Linked DNA regions of Homo sapiens: region 2 is linked to region 1. Evidence: chromatin contacts called from ENCODE Hi-C or POLR2A ChIA-PET data. All regions are on one chromosome and are shown on one strand. Each heading gives the region's core, a stretch centred on a gene start or an enhancer-like site at or near the end of the contact. The rest is flanking DNA. Distances are from core to core; before and after follow the strand shown. Region 1 holds the start of KEAP1 (kelch like ECH associated protein 1). Region 2 overlaps DNM2 (dynamin 2).

Evidence for each region. A loop is a pair of places that touch in the nucleus more often than their neighbours do. ChIA-PET counts read pairs that join two places held with the same protein, here RNA polymerase II (POLR2A). Pooled maps may share reads with other maps.
Region 2: a pooled map of heart left ventricle shows a loop between it and region 1 (2.3-fold over the local background). The contact joins the enhancer-like site here to the promoter of KEAP1 in region 1. A Hi-C loop is called at or near these places in 5 of 50 pooled maps. POLR2A ChIA-PET finds 5 or more read pairs at or near these places in 7 of 52 experiments (H1, HEK293T, T-cell and 4 more).

Annotation. Positions count from the first base shown.
Region 1 is chr19:10,502,013-10,507,323 of GRCh38, reverse strand. It overlaps KEAP1 (kelch like ECH associated protein 1), which reads left to right and starts at 3,968. Exons shown (of 6, transcript NM_203500.2): 1 at 3,968-4,083. RefSeq lists silencers at 3,953-4,572, 4,583-4,862 and enhancers at 4,701-5,256, 5,233-5,311.
Region 2 is chr19:10,764,157-10,769,217 of GRCh38, reverse strand. The region is part of intron 2 of DNM2 (dynamin 2); the gene reads right to left. Among named protein-coding and RNA genes, the nearest start is that of MIR4748, 14 kb to the left of the region's middle. Within about 2 kb of position 2,342, at least 21 of the 41 ENCODE cell types and tissues checked have a DNase peak (open chromatin) inside an H3K27ac peak, as active enhancers do.

The DNA of each region.
Region 1 (5,311 bases), core at 2,719-5,218:
CCTCCTGAGTAGCTGGGATTACAGGTATGCGCCACTACACCTGGCTTATTTTGTATTTTTAGTAGAGACGAGGTTTCACTGTGTTGGTCAGGCTGGTCTCGAACACCTGACCTCAGGTGATCTGCCCGCCTCGGCCCCCCAAAGTGCTGGGATGACAGGCGTAAGCCACTGGGCCTGGCTCTTTTTTTACATTAAAAAAATAGAGGCCTGGTCAGGTACAGTGACTTATGCCTGTAATCTCAGCACTTTGCAGGGCTGAAGCAGGAGGATCACTTGAGCCCAGGAGTTTGAGACCAACCTGGGCAACATAGTGAGACACCATCTCTACAAAAAAGAAATAACTTAGCCAAGTGTGGTGGCATACACCTGTGGTCCCAGCTACTTGGGAGGCTGAGGCAGGAGGATGGCTTGAGCCAGGAGTTCGAGGCTGCAGTGAGCCATGATTGCACTGCTGCACGCCATCCTGGGTGACAGCAAGACCCTGTTAAAAAAAAAAAAAAAAAAAAAGAGGTGGGGCGTGGTGGCTTACACCTGTAATCCCAGAACTCTGGGAGACCAAGTAGGGAGGATCCGTCGAGCCCAGGAGTTCGAGATCAGCCTGGGCAACATGGTGAAGCCCCAGCTCTACAAAAGAAAGAAAAAAAGGGTGGGGGGAAGTTAGCTGGGTGTGGTAGTGAGTGACTGTAGTCCCAGCTACTTGGGAGGCTGGGGCAGCAGGATCACTTGATCTCAGGAGGTCAAGGCTGAAGTGAGCTATGATTGTGCCACCGCACTCCAGCCTGGGTGACAGAGCAAGACCTTGTCTCAAAAAAAGAAAAATAAATAAATAAAATAAAAAAAGAGTCTGGGTGCAGTGGCTCACGTCGGTAATCCCAGCACTTTGGGAAGACGAGGCGGGAGGATCACGAGGTCAGGAGTTCAAGACCAGCCTGACCAACATGATGAAACGCTGTCTGTACTAAAAATACAAAAAATTAGCTGGGTATGGTGGCAGGCACCTGTAATCCTAGCTACTTGGGAGGCTGAGGTAGAAGAATCGCTTGAACCCGGGATGCAGAGGTTGCAGCAAGCCAAGATCACACCACTGCACACCAACCCGGGTGACAGTGCGAGACTCCGTCTCAAAAATAAATAAATAAATAAATAAATAAATAAATGAAAATCGAAAAAGAAAAAGAGAAAAGAAAAAATAGAAGATCTAGGTACATATCCATACAGTAAATGTACTGCTCCTTTTAACTGGCTGCATAGTATTTCTTAGCAAGGATGTGCCACCACTGATTAAGCCAGGGCTCTACAGAGGGACATGTGAATGGGATCCAGTCCTTTTGCCATGATATGCATTATAATGCAATGAATGTGTGCACATGCTTCCTCCTGTATGTGTGCGAGTGCACCTTGGATAAATCTCTACAAGCACCTGGCTCACTGGACCTGTAGGTTTGATTTTGAGAGATATTAGAGAGGTTGTTTTCTGCAACGTGCCAGGAAGGCGCTGGTTACAACCTCGGCCACTCAGCGTGTTCACGGACTATCTAGGCCGCCCCCCTGAGGAGCTGTCTGGAACTGCATCTACACGCAACAAGGATTTGGGGTAGCGGGGTAACTCCAACGTAGCCCTACACGTGATTCCTTCCAGACCCTGAGCCAGGACGTTCAATCTTTCAAATTCACCCTGGAGGCTCCAGGGGCCTAGAGTTTCCATTTATTATTCACTTACATGGCGAAATCCCATCTATCTTTTTTTTTTTTCTTTTCCTTTCGAGACGTAGTCTCGCGCTGTTGCTCAGGCTGGAGTGCAATGGCAGGATTTCGGCTCACTGCAACCTTCACTTACCCACCACCACACCCGGTTAATTTTTTGTATTTAGTAGAGACGGCGGTCTCACCATATTGGTCAGGCCGGTCTCGAACTCCTAACCTCAGGTGATCCACCCGTCTTGGCCTACCAAAGTGCTAGGATTACAAGCATGAGCCACTGCGCCTGGCCTCTCTATCTTTTAAAAATAATTATAATTTGGATGAAATTTAGATGAATTCTTTTTTTTTCTTTTTTTTTTTTTTTTTTTGAGACAGAGTCTCACTCTGTTGCACAGGCTGGAGTGTGGTGGCGCGATCTCTGCTCACTGCAACCTCTGCCTCCCGGGTTCAAGCAATTCTCTGCCTCAGCCTCCCGAGTAGCTGGGGATTACAGGCGCCCGCCACCACGCCCGGTTAATTTTTGTATTTTTAGTAGAGATGGGGGTTTCACCATGTTGGCCAGGCTGGTCTTGAACTCCTGATCTCGTGATCCACCCACCTCGGCTCCCAAAGTGCTGGGATTACAGATGTGAGCCACCGCACCCAGCCTAGATGAATTCTTTAAAATAAACTTACATACATTTATTTAAAAGTTAACGTTACATGATAAACGGTGTGCATGACAAATCAGTATCCCCAGTCATGAAAAATAGCAATGGTTTCTGTCTCTTGGGAGCCAGCATTCGCATTTAATATTTTTATTTTTTATTTACTTATTTATTTTTTTGAGTCAGAGCCTCGCTCTGTGGCGCAGGCTGGAGTGCAGTGCGGTGATCTTGGCTCACTGCACGCTCCGCCTCCCGGGTTCACGCCATTCTCCTGCCTCAGCCTCCTGTGTACCTGGGACTACAGGCGCCCGCCACCACGCCCGGCTAATTTTTTGTATTTTTAGTAGAGACGGGGTTTTATCATGTTAGCCAGGATGGTCTCGATCTCCCGACCTCGTGATCCGCCTGCCTCGGCCTCCCAAAATGCTGGGATTACAGGTGTGAGTCACCGCGCCCGGCCCCGCATTTAGTCTTAATGATAATCTGGTAGGTAGGTGCTATTATATTATTACTTTTTATAGAGAGGAAACTGAACCATAGAGAACTAAGTAAGCGCCCACGGGCACTGAGCTGGTAAGAGGCAGATCCAGGGTTTGAACCCCCCAAAGACGGGTGCCACACGCCTCTTGATAGGAAGTAAATCAAAAATAAAGACAAGGAAGGCCGGGCGCGGTGGCTCACGCCTGTAATCCCAACACTTTGGGAGGCCGAGGCGGGCGGATCATGAGGTCAGGGGTTTGAGACCATCCTGGCCAACATGGTGAAACCCCATCTGTACTAAAAATACAAAAAATTAGCTGGGTATGATGGCGGGCGCCTGTAATCCCAGCTACTCGGGAGGCTGAGGCAGAATTTTTTGAACCCGGGAGGCGGAGGTTGCAGTGAGCCAAGATCGAGCTACTGCACTCCAGCCCAGGTGACAGTGAGAGACTCTGTCTCAATTAAAAAAAAAAAAAAAAAAAAAAGACAAGGAAAACCTGAGGCCTGGGCACAGCGCCTCACACCTATAATCCCAGAACTTTGGGAGGCCAATGGAGTCAGGATCTCTTAAACCCAGGTGTTCAAGACCAGCCTGGGCAACATTGCGAGACCCCATCTCTACAGAAAAACAAACAAACAAACAAAAACTAAAAATTAGCCGGGTGTGGTGGCGCCTGTCTGTGGTCCCAGCTACTCAGGAGGCTGAGGTGGGAGGATCGCTTGAGGCCAGGAGCTCAAGGCTGCAGTGAGCCGCGATTGCGCCACTGCACTCCAGCCTGGGCGTGCAGATCAGAGCGAGACCTTGTCTCTAAAGGAAAAAAAAAAAGAAAGAAAGAAAGAAAAGAAAAGAAAAGAAAACCTAGCGAGGTAGATAATTTTCCCTAGATCCTGCGGCCGCCGGACCACGAGGCCGGCGCTGTGCGTTGTTAAAAGGAGAATAGCAGATGGTGGCGCGCAGCCCCGCGAGGAGACATCCAGCAACGAAATCGGGAGATGGAAGGGACAGTGAGAAGGGGGGCCTGGCTGTGCGCCCCCGCCCGATGCCCCACTCCTCGCCGACGGGCGCCGGGCACCTGCGGGAAGGGCGGGAGAATCGCCGCTCCTTTCCCGCCGCGCCCTTTCCGCCCTCTCCCCGCCTCCTTTTCGGGCGTCCCGAGGCCGCTCCCCAACCGACAACCAAGACCCCGCAGGCCACGCAGCCCTGGAGCCGAGGCCCCCCGACGGCGGAGGCGCCCGCGGGTCCCCTACAGCCAAGGTAAGGCAGGAATCTCCTGGACTGGGTCGCGGTCCCCCGGCTTCCCGGAAGCGCAGTGCGCGGGTGGCATCACTGTGCCCGGAGCCCCTGCGCGCCCCGGCCATCCCCACCCCGAGGGACCCCCTACGGAGGCGACCTGGGGGCTGAGGTGAGCGCTTGGGCAGCAGCGACGGGGAGGGGTGTCCACCCCACCCCTGGTGCGGGCCGGGGCGCGCAGGCCTGGAACTCGGGGTTCAGACTCCCCGCGACTCGGACCACGCGGCTAAGCGCGCTCAGGGTCGCGTGCCCCCGCCCCGCCGCCATGCTGGGCGCCGTGGTGGCCGCGCAGCTGGGCGACAGCAGGCGTGGGCGGGGGTGGGGAGCGGCCCCTCAGCGGTCCCTACCGCCTGAGGCCAGGGCCCGGGGACTTTTATTGTGACACGGCGGGCGCCCGGCTCTGCTTAGTCATGGTGACCTGCGCGCGCTCCGCGCCTCCCCCACGCGCAGCGATGGAGGCGCCGGGGCTCGGGCGGTGGAGGCGGAGCCGGAGCGCGGCCATGGCGGGGTGAGTGAGGCGGGATGTGCCCGGGCTGCGGGCATCGCGGGCCGCGAGCGCCCCTGCGGCCGTGCCCGGAGACCAGGAAAACGGGCGCCACGGCCCAGGGCGCCTCCGAGTTCCCCGCCAGGACTCGGAGGGCCAGGAGGGCGCGACCTGGGTGGATATTTTTGTTGGACGGCGCAACTCTTGGGGTGGCCCGGGAGCGGCGGAAACCGAGCGAGAGAACCAGGAGGCGCTGCGCAGAAGGAGGCCCGGGGGCTCCGAGGCGTTGAGGGGCTCGATCTGCGTTCTGGGGTTGGCAGCCGAGAGGCCGCGGTGGGGTCACTTCCTCGCCTCACTGGGCCTGGTGGAGGCTCAGGAGGGGCATGCGCAGTCGCCCACTTGCCGCTTTGTAGGGTGGGGGAAGTGCCCGGTGCCCAAGGGGCATTGTTGACCGATTGGCCAAAGACCAAGAGGCAAACCCAGGGCCTTGGCACCAGAGTGGGGGCCGAGTGGCACCCAGGGAGGGTGGAGGAGGCCGCTCTGGCAGGCACGGTGGCAGGGCAGTTAGCCAACCACCCGTTTATTGACCCCTGCGCAGTGCCAGGCCCCAGGCGAGAGGCACAGGAGAGGGTTGGCCCGACGCCGACCTACATAGGTCTCCCTGCCATTTGAGGCGCTGGGGCCGGGGACGAGAGACAGTCGATCAAC
Region 2 (5,061 bases), core at 1,093-3,592, 260 kb before region 1:
CTGTAAAATGCGCATCATAACAGGCTGTATGAGGACTCAGAGTCAATACCTGCACAGGAAGAGCATAGCCAGCACAGCTACGGTCTGAGCAGCTGGTGGGCAGAAGTCCCCAAGGAATGATGTGGCAAAGACAGCACCAGGGGCAGTGGGCGCCATCGTTCCCCCAGCACACACAGGCAGGAGCCCAGAGAGGGCAAGCTACTCTCTCAAGTCACACAGCATCCCCACCTCCTGCAGATCTCTCTCCCCACAGCAGCTGCTCCACCCAGCCCCCTCCTCCCCTGCCTTCGTTTCCCCATAACACTTACTACCATCTGACAAAGGGTGAGAAGAAATCTAATATAGAGAGCTTTACCTTGAATGTCCATGCCACCAGGGAAGGGACGCCCATCTGCCTTGGTCATTGCTGTGTCCCCAAGGGCACACTCACGCATGTTAGGTGAGAAATGGAGGTTCTGCCTGCCCGGCTGCCACAGGCTTCCCCAGCAAGCTGAATCTAGGTGTCTGAGCTGCAAAAGGTTCCCCCGGAACCTCAGGCCATTCCCCAACGCAAGGACCAGGAAACGGGCCCAGGAAGGACCACCTGCCCCACCCAAGTCCGCCCAGTCAGGGGCAGACACGAGATGGGGCTGGAACCAGGCAGCCAGACTCACATGCCAGACTTTGGAGCACGGCACCTTCCCCGGTTGTCACATGCAGGCTGGGAACCAACAGGGGATCAGAGAAGACAGGGGCTGTTTTTTTTTGTTGTTGTTGTTTTTTTTGAGACGAAGTCTCGCTCTGTCACCCAGGCTGGAGTGTAGTAGTGCAATCTCGGCTCACTGCAAACTCTGCCTCCTGGGTTCATGCCATTCTCCTACCTTAGCCTCCTAAGTAGCTGGGACGACAGGCGCCCGCCACCACGCCCAGCTAATTTTTTTGTATTTTTAGTGGAGACATGGTTTCACCGTGTTAGCCAGGATGATCGCGATCTCCTGACCTCGTGATCTACCCGCCTCGGCCTCCCAAAGTGCTGGGATTACAGGTGTGAGCCACCGCGCCCGGCCAGCAGGGGCTGTTCTTTGTGATCTCTCCTCCAAGATCCTTCTGCTGTCGGCCAACCCCTCCATGTGGGCGAAGGATATGGACAGCAGGTGCCAGAAAACCGTTTCTTCCCTAGTGGGTCAGTGAGCAACAGAACCACACCAGAGAAAAAGGCCCAGGCACCGACCAGGTCTGCCGCAGCTGCCTGCCTTTCTTCACAGGGCTCCCTGGCATGGTGAAAGTAAATGCTGAATGCCAGGTCAACAGAGGTTTTTTGTTTGTTTGTTTTGAGACTGAGTCTTGCTCTGTCACCCAGGCTGGAGTGCAGTAGTGAAATCTCGGCTCACTGCAACCTCTGCCTCCCCGGTTCAAGCTATTCTCATACTTCGGCCTCCCAAGTAACTGGGATTATAGGCGCATGCCACCACGCCTGGCTAATTTGTATATTTTTAGTAAAGATGAGGTTTCACCATGTTAGCCAGGCTGGTCTCGAACTCCAGACCTCAGGTGATCCGCCCACCTCGGCCTCCCAAAGTGCTGGGATTACAGGCATGAGCCATCATGCCCAGCCCAATAGAGGTTTAAAAGCTTCCACCAGGCCGAGAGCAGTGGCCCATGCCTGTAACTCCAGCACTTTGGGAGGCTGAAGTGGGAGAATCATTGGAGGCCAGCCTGGGCAACATAGCAAGATCCTACATGTACAAAAAAATTAAAAATTAGCTGGGCGTGGTGGCGCAAGCCTGTAGTTCCAGCTACACGGGTGGCTGAGGTGGGAGGACTGCTTGAGCCTGGGAGGTTGAAGCTGCAGTGAGCTGTGATCACGCCACTGCACTCCAGCCTGGATGACAAGGGGAGGCCAGAGACCCTGTCTCAAAACAATGACAAAAAGAGAAATAGAGTGGAGGGCCTAGCCTGGGCCTCTGGAACGCTGCATGCGCTCAAGTGCTGGAGATGAGATGATTTTTTTTTTTTTTTTAACAATCCACTGGCCCAAAGAATCAGCCAGAGGCCTTAACACTGAGTTCCCTGTCAACTTGTCCACAGCAGCAGCAGCCGAGGCCCAGCCAACAAGCCACTGAGCCACCCCTGGCTCTGCCTGTCCCGGTCCCTGCCATCAAGCTGCACCCCACAGCCACCCTCTGCAGACAGGCATTTCCAGATACCAAAGCCAGTTCCTGTAATTCCTCGGCAAACTGCAAAGCATTTTGATAGCTCCACACACACCCCCACTGTCACCCGGCACCCTGAGCCAGGAGGGCTCCCTGGGAGGAGGGTCAGCCCGGGCCCCCTCAGAGAGGTTCGCAGCTGGCATGTGATCAGGCCCTGGGGACTCTGAGGGACCCAGCCTGGCACACAGCAGGAGTAAAGGATTAATCTGGGCAGTCATCCAGCAATCACGCTGCCAAGGCCAGGGAGTCAGCCGTCCTCGCCCACCACAGGGCCTCCTAACTGTGGGCCCACTGGTTGTACTTGCGGGTTTTTCCAGAGAGAGGTTCTGCCTCCCTCCCAAGCCTGTGTCCCCTACTGAAGCTGGAGCTCTGAGAGAGCAGAGACTTGGTGTGATCACAGTTCCCCCTAGCATCTCGTATACAGCAGCTGCTTAATTAAAATCCATGAAAAAAGAATCTGTGCTCTAACCTAGGAGGACATCACTCCCAGGAACCCCCAACTGGGGCCCCACTGTGCTAAACAGTCAATCCCCTGCACCTCAGGCCCTTTGAGGTGTCCCCAGAAGGGAGCCACAGGTGCAAGCTGCCACCTTCTCAGGGTCAGGGGGCCTGGGACATGAAGAAGCAGCCCCTTGCCAGAGGCCACAGTCACCTCTGGCCTGGAGACCCTGGAGGTCTTCGGAGCCTCCTGTTTCAAAGGAGCTTGTGGAGCCCCAGAGTGACCGAAGGCCCTTGGTCAGAGAATGGCCCTCCCTATCTTCAAAGCACACTGGTCACGTGCCCGCTGGCACTACTTAAGAATTTTGAAATGCCCAGGTCCTGCTGGGAAGACCTGCCTTCAGCCCAACAGAAAAGACAGCAGGGTTTGGGGAGGTGAGGAGAGGGAGAGAGGGAGGAGAGTTTTCGGGGTGCCTCGTGGTTTCACAGCCTAGCGACACCCAGCTCCGGGTTCCTACCCTTCTCTCAGCACCTCAGTTTCCCCAAAATGCAATGACACAGAACCCAGTGCCGGGGCTCCCATATGACTGCGATCAAATCCCATCAGGAGCACAAACACGGCTCAGCTGTTAGTCTCAGGGAACCCTCAGGGGCTGGGCTAGGGTCCCAGTGCTTTGCACACTGGGGCTCTGCCCTGGATCTTCTCACCGTTCCCCCAGCAAAGAACACAATGACGAGGCTGGCCCTGAAGGCAAGGAGAGGAGATCTGCCTTTCCCAAACCTGCTGTTGGCAGGCAGGACCAGGGGGAACAACTTGGGGATCTGCCACCATCAGGAGACCCTAGCTACCACGCCAGCAGGCAGGATCCACTCATGCAGGACTTTTGAGAGCCTTCAGCAGACCAAGAAGTGGGCACAGCACACAACACTTCCCATGCCCATTTAGCCCTTGAGTTCTCTCTAATCCGAGGCAATACGCAAATATCTCCCAGTCCAGGACAAATTGCCACTGGGAAGGTGTCAGCCTGGGCAGGCATCCCAGCCAGCCCACAGCCTGACGCACGCCAGCTTGGTCTGCTCTCTAGATACAAGGCTGCAGATGGAATGGCAGAGTGATGGACCAGGCTCACCAGGGGAAGATGCTTGGTAAAGTAACCCCCATCACTTCCCGCCCAGTAGGCAAGAAGGGGCACAGCACCAGCCCTTTGAGCTCGTTCACTCGGCCGTGCATGCGGAGCACCTGCTCGGCGCCAGGCCCTGTGCTGGGCAGAGCCGATCTGCATGCCTGTTCTCGTGTGCTGGCGCAGAGAGAGTCCATTAAGAAAAAACAGGCCGGGCGTGGTGGCTCACGCCTGTAATCCCAGCACTTTGGGAGGCCGAGGTGGGCGGATCACGAGGTCAGGAGATCGAGACCATCCTGGCTAACACGGTGAAACCCCGTCTCTACTAAGCATACAAAAAAATTAGCCGGGCGAGGTGGCGGGCGCCTGTAGTCCCAGCTACGCCGGAGGCTGAGACAGGAGCATGGTGTGAACCCGGGAGGCGGAGCTTGCAGTGAGCTGAGATGGCGCCACTGCACTCCAGCCTGGGCGACAGCGAGACTCCATCTCAAAAAAAAAAAAAAAAGAAAAAGAAAAAACAAGAACAGGATAACTCGTGCTGCCGGGGACCGGGGAACGAAGGCGGCAAGTGACCAGGTGCGGGTGAGCAGCAGACAGTGGCAGGTAGGGAACAGGGCGTTCCAGGCAGGCAGCACAGTGAGCACAGAGGCCAAGCAGTGGGAACCAGCAAGCTGGGCCTGAGAATCAGGAGGGAGATGGATGGGGGCAGTGGCTGGGGACCAGGAGGAGGTGAGGTCCCAGAGACTGGCAAGGGCCACAAGGCCTTGAGAAGGAGGCTCGATTTGATTCTGAGGCCAATGGGAAGCCCTGGAGCCAGGTCCTGACATCTCTTCCTTGGTTCCGGTGAGCACACCAAAGGCCAGTTCAAGGCCAAGGGCGGTGGGGAGGGGTGGTTCACAGGGCCTCACTGTGCACATTCCACACAGGAACAGTCCCAGGCACTCAGAGTTTACGGGGCTGCTTCCCAGTGAGGGCAGGGTTCACTCATGGGCCACCAAACTTCCTGGTGGTTATGGTCTTAGGTAATGTTTAAACTTCTATGGCTGGAAGTTATGGTTCACTGGGGATGGCTGGAATGAGGGCAAGCTGCGGGAACCAGAGGGGAACGTGGGCTGCGCCCTGGGGGCCCTGTCTTTGGACATCAGACCCCACAGGAAGAGACAGCATACCACAGCCAATGGGGTGCCATGGCCACGATGGCAGCGCCACCATCACCCCCATTTTACAGATGAAGCTACCAAGGCACAGAGAGGGAAGTCACTTTAACAAGTCCCGGGCCAGTAAAGGGTGGCAGCCTGGTTCTGAGTTTG